Linked DNA regions of Homo sapiens: region 2 is linked to region 1. A link is a loop called in an ENCODE intact Hi-C map of the cell type or tissue named here. Cell type or tissue: Calu3. All regions are shown on one strand. Region 1 has its middle 230 kb from the start of ANKRD30A. Region 2 has its middle 47 kb from the start of LINC00993.

Region 1 (5,000 bases):
GTGCTTCCTTCAGGAGCTCTTTTAGGGCAGGCCTGTTAGTGACAGAATCTCTCAGCATTGGCTTGTCTGTAAAGTATTTTATTTCTCCTTCACTTATGAAGCTTAGCTTTCCTGGATGTGAAATTCTGGATTGAAAATTCTTTTCTTTAAAAATGTTGAATATTGGCCCCCACTCTCTTCTGGCTTGTAGAGTTTCTGCCGAGACATCAACTGTTAGTCTGATGGGCTTCCCTTTGTGGGCAACCTGACCTTTCTCTCTGGCTTCCCTTAACATTTTTTCCTTCATTTCAACTTTGGTGAATCTGACAATTATGTGTCTTGGAGTTGCTCTTCTCGAGGAGTATCTTTGTGGCATTCTCTGTATTTCCTGAATGTGAATGTTGGCCTGCCTTGCTAGATTGGGGAAGTTCTCCTGGATAATATCCTGCAGAGTGTTTTCCAACTTGGTTCCATTCTCCCCGTCACTTTCAGGTACACCAATCAGATGTAGATTTGGTCTGTTCACATAGTCCCATATTTCTTGGAGGCTTTGTTCTTTTTATTCTTTTTTCTCTAATCTTCTCTTCATTCTTCATTTCATTCATTTCGTCTTCCATCGCTGATACCCTTTCTTCCAGTTGATCACATCGGTTACTGAGGCTTGTGCGTTCGTCAGGTATTTCTTGTGCCATGGTTTTCAGCTCCATCAGATCCTTTAAGGACTTCTCTGCATTGATTATTCTAGTTTTCCATTCGTCTAATTTTTTTTCAAAGATTTTAACTTCTTTGCCGTTGGTTCGAACTTCCTCCTTTAGCTCGGAGTAGTCTGATCTTCTGAAGCCTTCCTCTCTCAACTCGTCAAAGTCATTCTCCGTCCAGCTTTGTTCCATTGCTGGTGAGGAGCTGCGTTCCTTTGGAGGAGGAGAGGCGCTCTGATTTTTAGAGTTTCTGGTTTTTCTGCTCTGTTTTTTCCCCATCTTTGTGGTTTTATCTACTTTTGGTCTTTGATGATGGTGATGTACAGATGGGGTTTTGGTGTGGATGTCCTTTCTGTTTGTTAGTTTTTCTTCTAACAGTCAGGACCCTCAACTGCAGGTCTGTTAGAGTTTACTGGAGGTCCATTCCAGACACTGTTTGCCTGGGTATCAGCAGCGGTGGCTGCAGAACAGCAGATATTGGTGAACCGCAAATGCTGCTGCCTGATCGTTCCTCTGGAAGTTTTGTCTCAGAGGGGTACCCAGCCGTGTGAGGTTTCAGTCTGCCCATACTGGGGGGTTCCTACCAGTTAGGCTACTCGGGGGTCAGGGACCCACTTGAGGAGGCAGTCTGCCCGTCCTCAGATCTCAAGCTGCATGTTGGGACAACCACTTCTCTCTTCAAATCTGTCAGACAGGGACATTTAAGTCTGCAGAGGTTATTGCTGTCTTTTGTTTGTCTGTGCCCTGCCCCCAGAGGTGGAGCCTACAGAGGCAGGCAGGCCTCCTTGAGCTGTGGTGGGTTCCACCCACTTCGAGCTTCTGGGTCACTTTTTTTACCTACTCAAGCCTGAGCAATGGTGGGCGCCCCTCCCCCAGCCTTGCTGCCGCCTTGCTGTTTGATCTCAGACTGCTGTGCTAGCAATGAGCAAGGCTCCGTGGGCGTAGGACCCTCCGAGTCATGTGCGGGATATAATATCCTGGTGTGCCGTTTGTGAAGCCCGTTGGAAAAGCGCAGTATTAGGGTGGGAGTGACCTAATTTTCCAGGTGCTGTCTGTCACCCCTTTCTTTGACTAGGAAAGGGAATTCCCTGATCCCTCGCACATCCTGGGTGAGGCGATGCCTTGCCCTGCTTCGGCTCATGCATGTTGCGCTGCACCCACTGTCCTGCACCCACTGTCTGGCATTCCCCAGTGAGATGAACCTGGTACCTCAGTTGGAAATGCAGAAATCACTGTCTTCTGTGTCACTCACGCTGCAAGCTGTAGACTGGAGCTGTTCCTATTCAGCCATCTTGGCTCCACTCCTCCTATTTCTAGTTTTTTCTTAGGTGATGCCCTGTATGAGTGAAACACTTCAGACTAGCAGACTGGGCTGCACTGTTTCTGCGGATCAGTGATTTTAAAACACTGAGACCCCACTGAGTGTTGATCCTCTGGTCTCGTGAGAAGATGCAGCTTCATGTTGGATGTCCAGATCAGAGACACTATTTCCCTTGGTGTTTGGGCCAGCTTGCACACACACTTGTGGAGATCAACAAAGAGTGCTGACCAACTGTGTTGGCATGAACGGGAGCATCAAAAACCTACTATACCTGATCAAATTAGGTGTTCTTCCATTCAATTTCTACCTGGTCACTGTCTTCCTGAGCATCAAATAACAGAAGAGATCATCCATTTTTTTGGCTTGTGTAGCCATGCATTATCCAGCCTTGTTTTGACAAGCACAAGCCAGACAAAAAGCTAACAGTGTTCCCAGCCCAAGGCCTGAGGATGGTCAGTAGCATCCCCACTTGAGCAAGTTCACTTGAATCCAGCACAATGAACTGCCTCAACCACAAGCTGGGCCCTAGTTTTGGGACATGCATTATTCATCCAGCTGGGAAGGTAGTGCCCAACACTCTACCACTGAACTGTTCTTCCTTGTCAACCACCTACATTGCAGTCCAGGGGTTTTGTTAAGCCAGACCCCTGTTTCCCTGCTGCTCACACTGGTGTGAGGTCTCAGGCACATGGCTCTCCTGCTGCCTTTCATCCAGGTGTTCCTCAGGCTGCCATAAGGAGTGCTGTAGACCCACTAGACTGCCCTAACAGGCTTTCTCAGTCTGCGTCCAGAAAGTCTCAAGGGCGCCCTGCGTGGTCCTCCTCTGGACCTGCTGCCCCTCTGGCCCTGTACCACCGTAACCCCCCACAACTGCACTGCCCCCAGCGCATTCTGAAAAATTCTGAAGAGGAAAGCCTCTTCTTCACCCACCTGATGTGGGACACCATTGGATGCATCCACCTTACATACTCAAAACATGGGCACCTAGCCTCATTGAGAGGTTCTGGAGGTGTGGGCAGCTTTTCTACTAGAGGGAAATGGCTGCTGGGCATGCTCTGGTTAAAGGTCAATGGCCAGGTATTTGCCAACTATAAAATGTCTTATAAAACTGGCAGAAAAAACTCCTGTGGGCTTGTTTGCTCCCTGTGCTGCCACAAGGTGGCAGAAAAGCAGAGTGTCTTCCAGAGAACTTGGAAGTACATCTGGGGTGTGTGTGTGTGTGTGTGTGTGTGTGTGTGTGTGTGTATGTGAGATCCTCCCAGTGAAAGTGCATCTGTGTGTGTGTGTGTGTGTGTATGTATGTGTGTTTATGTGAGATCCTCCAGGGAACGTGGAATCACATCTGCTTTGTGGGGTTATGTGTGATTATGTGAGATTTGGGGATTTTTAAAAATAAATATTTATCTTTATATATATATGGAGAAATACATGTTCATGCATGTAATTACGTGTAGTATCTCTAGTTAGATATAGCTAAGTTGCCTCTCACCTACATGAAGAAACACCATCTTTCACTATAAGACAGCATCACAGAGTTTATGTTTAAACATCTCTATTTTAATTCTTATTTACTTATATGTTTACCATATATTTACATATGGTATATATTTGTTTATATATTTAAAAATATACACATTAATGTGTGTGTGTATCGGTTTCTTTCTAGTTCTATTTTGGCTGGTGCCCTCTATGTGTAAAAAACTCTCTGACTGACAGAGTGAGCCACACTGTTTCTCCAGATCAGCGATTTTAGATTTTAACATCTAAATGTCTCACCCTTTTACCAGCAGTTTGAATATCCAACCCATAATCATCTTCCCAAATCGAATTCTGTATAGACTCTCAAAATATGTCTCTCATTTCCTCATGCCAACTGCATACTTCAGAATTTATTAAACTGCCATAGAAAATAATATTACATTTAATTTAATTTCAAGGACATCTTCTAGCCTGCCTGAAATTAGGCCCCTTTCCCTCTAAGGTATTCCTGCCTGAGAGGTGCACCTTGGGCCTCACGTGTGCTCAACACAAGTTGCTCAGTTTTGCTCCCCTTGCTCTCTGCTCCCTGATGACCCTCCTTCATAGAAATGAAACTCCAGTGTACCCAGAAGTTTTTCTTCTTTACTTGTTCCAATGAAAGGAGGCAAACCATCCCAAAGAACCAAAGGTCAGGTTATAATATTAATAATTATTTTATTGAAAGTCTGACTGTAACAGAAAAGAAGTACAGGGCAGGAAATAAGTTACACCTCAGGCCCAAGCCAGGAAAAAACTTGGCCTGCCTTCCCCATTCGGACTTTCTGCCTCACCCCTGACCTGCTTCCAGTGGCTGGGCCTAGTTTACCAGCTTCTTCTGGAAATGCCTTAGAAATCTCAAGAGCTCAGAGTGAAAGTCAAACTAACTCCTGGCACCAGAAGGAGAAGGTGACTTTTCTTCATTCTAATCTGGAGTCTTCTCTATCAGCTTGTTAGGGCCATCATAATATAATACCACAGACTAGATGGCCAAAACAACAGAAATCTATTTTCTCTCAGTTCTGCAGACTAGAAGTCTGATATCAATGGATTGGTTTCTTTTGAGGTCCCTTAACTTGGTTTCCAGATGGCTTCCTCACTGTGTCCTCACCTGGTCATCATCCCCCATTCTGTCTTCTGTGTCATAATGGCCTCATCTTAAGGGACACCAGTTATATTGCATTAGGGCCCATCCCAATGATGTAATTTTACCTTAATTACCTCTTAAAGGCCCTGTCTTCATATACAGTCACATATATGAGGGGACATAATTCAGCCCGTAACACCTTTCTTCTGAGTGTTCATTTTCTGCTGCAGGATGGTTTTTGTTGGAATGACTGATAGTATTAATAGGAATAGCCATTCCCTTCACAGGTGACCTTATCCCCATGTATAGGAGTATGCTATAGCCCTGTAGTTTCAACTGAAAAAAAACAGCCACATGATAGTCAGAAATAAGTATGTTATCCAAAGCTTCCAGTCTTAAC
Region 2 (5,000 bases), 360 kb after region 1:
AAAAGAGAGAGAAAACTAAAAAAGAAAAAATAGTGTTGCGCTTGTTAGTAAAACCAATCTTAAGGCCAGTTACTAAAAAGTAAACTCCTACAATTTTGAATAGCTATTTGCTAATACAGTGATTTGCTGCCTTCTTGGGGTTAGTTTAGCCTGTCCATTCCTTATTTAACTTGCTCCCTTCCTTCCCTTTTAATAAAGTCCTGCCTAAGCTCCAGGCTCTATTTTCCACCTCTCCCCTAAGATTTAGGATTGTTCCGTTTTAAGTCAGTGGCCATATGTCTTCCTGTTCTCCTAGTGTAACTCTTACCTTACCCAGCAGCAGGCCCTCTGTTTAGGGCAGCCTATAATATTGCTTTTATGATTAATCTTCCCTTATCCACAAACTTAACTGTGGAGAAACAGGAGAAAGTGTGTGCCTAGAAGCTGGATTCAGGGACCCATGGTTACCCACTTCTACTTATGATTCCGTCATTACTGTTGTTTTAGGAAAATAAACAGATCTTGATTCTTTCATAAAAGTCGATTCTTCAACAAGCAAATGGGAAAATCGGCAGGCCCAGATATGTGTGTATAGCAGCTACTGGTTGGAAATTTGGACACAAAAGTCTTTATCTACCCAGCCTGTGAGCCACAAATCTGGACTGAGTATAAAAAAGAATAAAACTAAATACCACATGTTCTCACTTATAAGTGGGAACTAAACATTGAGTATGCATGTACATATAGATGGGAACAATAGACACTGGGGAACATGAGAAGGGAGGGAGAGAAAAAAGGGTTGAAAAACTACCAATTGTGTGCTATGCTCACTACCTGGATGATGGATTTGTTTGTACTCCAGCCTTAACATTCCACAATATCTTTTTAACAAACTTGCACTTTACCCCCAAATGTAAAATAAAAGTTGAAAAAAATATAAAAGAATAAAAGGTGGTTGGCTCTGTCATACAAAGATACTGAGGCTTATCTTAAAAATAGGCTCTGACCCCTCAGGATAAAAATCAGGCTTCTCCGTGCAGGTTTAGTTGACATGATTAGATGACTCTCCCAGAGTTGTGCCTTAGTGGTTGTCATATACATTGTTATAGACATCCTTGAAAAAACAAGACAAGACAGGAAAACTGAAGCTTTGAAATCCTTCCTGTATTTTCTAAACATCTGTCATTGGATTGCTTGCATTCCTCCAACTGATAGATTCCAGAAACTCACATAGTTGCAAATAAGAACATGAGTAGTAAATATCCCCCCAAATTATTTCAGAACTCAGCCATTATAAATTGATTTTATATTCATATAGTTATCTTTTTATTGATCTGTAATCCAAATTTAGCAAAGAATTAAAGATGAATCATAAATGAACACTTGAAAAAAGGTTCAATGTTGGCATTTTATAAAAATAGGTTAATAATTTCTTATTCCTTATCAAAAAACTGGATAAATAGAAATTTTAATCTTCATAAAAATGTAAATTCCAATGCAGATCAAGTGTTTGGTTGTTTGGTTTGTTGAAAGCTTGACTTTGTTTGCTTCATTTAGACAGACTATAAGATGCAAAACTTTAGCCCTAGAAACAAAATTAGGCATTAGAATCACGAGAATGGGATTTTGAAATGCCCCTGTGAGTTTACAGATGTTTCTAAAGTTCTGTGTTTAATATTTTGAATAAAATATGTGGCCATGCTCAGGATCTAGGAAGTTAGCAGTAGCCTCTTTCTTTTTCAGATACTGTGTTGACCAGTGGTCATGCCACTGCCTGTTGATTTGTTGAAAATATTGTTTACACGGTAAGTTTATCTCTGTTTACTGAGTCATTCTTAAGCAGCTCATGTGTGGCTTGTACTTCTCTAAACCCTTTATATAAGACCTTCCTTGTTATCATTCCTTATTTTAAATCTTCAAAATGTATTTGATAGATCCTTTAAAGGCCTGAATGGTTATGAAGTGCTTACATTATTGTTTTTGAAGGTTATACAAAGTCAGAGTTTCTTGACAGGTGATTAGCAGATTTCCCCATTCTTCAAATGACCATTTCACATCTACCTGCAAAGGAGAACAACACTCAGAAAGATGGTGTCTCCCAAATCATCCAAGCTAACAGAAAGTCTTTCTCTACTATTTATGAGAAGGTCCATCACTAGATTGAGAGCTCTTCTGGAAGTGAATCTGCCTGTATGTTCCCTAAAAACAACCCCTAGAGAGTTAGCTGCTGAGATGGCTGTATTTTCAAACTTGAGCTGCCTTGGAGAAAGCAGATCTGGAGTGGAGACATGGGATTTCTCATGGAAAGTGAAAATAACTCACTCAGAATAATGTTTTTTCAAACTCTTCTGTCTTTCCACAGTATGTTCTTGTTACTGATTGTCAGAAAGCTGGTTTTGAGACTGCAGCTTGGACTAAAGTAAGTTTTGTCTAGAATTGTTTCTCTATTCAGTATAGACATTTTCATGCTATGATTTATTTCTAAGCCTAGGGGAAACAATAAACAACATCTGGCTATCTTATTTCAAATTTGTTATGTAAAAATTGTGGATTGATCTTTATTGGAGCAAATTTGCAATCCAAATTCTCTTGGTGATTTATTTGCTTGGCACCTAATACACCTCTAAGCTAACAACAGTCATCTCATTTCAAATGTAAAGCCTCATTGTAAAAACAAAAAGCATATACATACACAAATATATAGAAAATAAAGACTAAAAAAATTTAATTTCCATAATTTTATCATCAAGAGACAGCCACTACTAATGCTTTGCTGGGGATCCTTCCAGACATTGTTCTATGTCTGTGTGTGTGTGTATTTTTAAATAAGATGATGCAGAACACAAGGCTTTGTTATTAAAAAAAATTAGACACAATTTCTATGCCTTAAAATCTAATTCAACAAAATTATTGTTTATGATTAAAGATTAAGTTTTATAGATGTTCCATCATTTATTTCAGCAGTCTCTTATTTTAGACATTTTCGTTATTTTCAGCATTTAAAGATTATATCTAAATCTTTATGTTTGTTTCTCATGAAGTGTCATGACCTGCCTGATATTTAAATGCTCTGCTAAAAAAAAAAAAAAATGAGTATGAGGTGGTAAGTCAATGTGGAATAGGTAATCTCCTAAGATAGCAGTCCCCAACTTTTTTGGCACCAGAGACTGGTTTCATGGAAGACAGTTATTCTATGGACAAGGGGACTTCCATGAGTCTCCTAGGAGCTGGTTTCAGGATGATTCAAGAACATTACGTTTATTATGCACTTTATTTCTCTTATATATTACATTGTAATGTATAAGAAAATAATTATACAACTCACCATAATACAGAATCAGTGGGAGTCCTGAGCTTGTTTTCCTGCAACTAGATAGCCCCATCTAGGGGTGATGGGAGACAGTGAGAGATCATCAGGCATTAAATTTTCAGAAGGAACACGCAACCTAGGTCCTTCGCATGCGCAGTTCTCAATAGGGTTCGTGCTCCTATGAGAATCTAATGCCACTGCTGATCTGACAGGAGGCAGAGCTTCAGGTGGGAATGCCAGTGATAGGGAATGGCTGTAAATACAGAGGTAGCTTTGCTTGCTCACCTGTTGCGCACCTCCTGCTGTGCAGCCTGGTTCCTAACAGGCCATGGTCTGGTACCAGTCCATGGCCTGTGTCGTGGGTTGGGGCCCACTGCCCTAAGAGACAGTGGCAATTAATCCAGGTTAAATGTGATGATGTCTTAATTAGCCTGGGATGTTAGAGGAGGAGGCAGTGAGAAGTGGTCAGAGCCTGGATTTATTTTATCTTTTTAAAAGCTAACAGAACTTGCATATGGATTAGATTGTGAGTTGTGGAAGAAAGAAAGAAGTCAAGGATCATCATATTAAGAGGACAAAGGAGGAAAAATGAACAACTCAGTAGATGCTTAAAGAAACATTGTTAAGAGGCAATATCCATTTCAGATTTTTTTTAAAAACAGTTTTTGCAAATTGAACAGAACAATTGAAGTCCCAAAATGATCAATAAAAACATATTATTGATTTTGTCCATTCAGCCACTCTCTCACCAGATTAATGAATCCTTGTTGTATACAGCCTTAGGTTGGAGCAAACCCTTGCCATGAACTGAGAGGGGCCTGCTGTCACTATGGGATAAATCTTAGAGAAAGGCCAGCCATGACAGCAAAAGTGTGTTCATCTTCAGAGTACTTTGGGGACACTCATTACTTGAAGTCATTGTTAAAAATTCTGAGACAAGGAAATTAGGAAGATTGACCTCCCCAGTAAGCTATGAGCCATGAGAATCTTTCCATAAGAAGAGGTAGCTAGGATGCAGGGATTCTGTAGTGGGTGGAGTTCGGGTGAATCTGCCATGCCAGCCAAGAAGCCCTGTCTGAGTGACTGTTTTCCTCTGCAGTTCAGTCATCTGGCTGTCTGGGGAAGCATGCTGACCAGTCTGGTGTTCTTTGGCATCTACTCAGCCATCTGGTCCACCATTCTCATTGCCCCAAATATGAGAGGACAGGTAAGTATGCCAGATTGGAAGTTTGCCTTCTGTGTCTTGTGATAACAATGTTTCTCCATGTGTAGGCAAGCAGGCTCTCTGTGTTTTACAACTGTATTGAGGTTTGATAGACGCTGGTGCTACCTCTTTCTGTCAGGATCTATCAGGAGGTAAACCAAATTAAAGCACCTGGAAGATGTCATCCAATCCACAGAAATGGCATTTCAAATTTAAAGTATTATAAAAAGTCAACCTAAATCCCCTTACTTACCTGGCATGTCCACATTTTCATAATAAATTATGTGTTAATTGCACATAGTACTGATATGTGCAGTTTATGGCCCTTTGGAAACTGGAGCTATTTTGAGTTGCTCATAATCCAGTGATTATACTGGTTACAGTTTTGATGTTGTACTCTGATTAGTAGTTATCCTCTGCTGAGTCATCTGTGGAAGTTAAATCTAACAGCTCTATGAACCAGCATCTCTCATTGTTCCGTCTCTTTGAACTAGAAAGACTGAGATT

What was found. Hi-C counts contacts between places; a loop is a spot of excess contacts. Peaks named below come from ENCODE experiments on the same cell type or tissue, not always from the same donor. Only the 100,000 strongest peaks of a DNase experiment are listed, where the experiment ranks them.
Region 2: a loop joins it to region 1, with 6 times the contacts of the local background. A loop is called at or near these places in 7 of 110 quality-filtered maps.

The regions. Positions count from the first base shown.
Region 1 is chr10:36,897,093-36,902,092 of GRCh38, forward strand. No RefSeq gene overlaps it. Among named protein-coding and RNA genes, the nearest start is that of ANKRD30A, 230 kb to the right of the region's middle. In Calu3, no CTCF peak of the experiment used is centred here; a DNase peak (open chromatin) is centred at 3,119.
Region 2 is chr10:37,260,142-37,265,141 of GRCh38, forward strand. It overlaps a transcript of ANKRD30A not described here and the pseudogene ATP8A2P1. Among named protein-coding and RNA genes, the nearest start is that of LINC00993, 47 kb to the right of the region's middle. In Calu3, no CTCF peak of the experiment used is centred here; no DNase peak of the experiment used is centred here.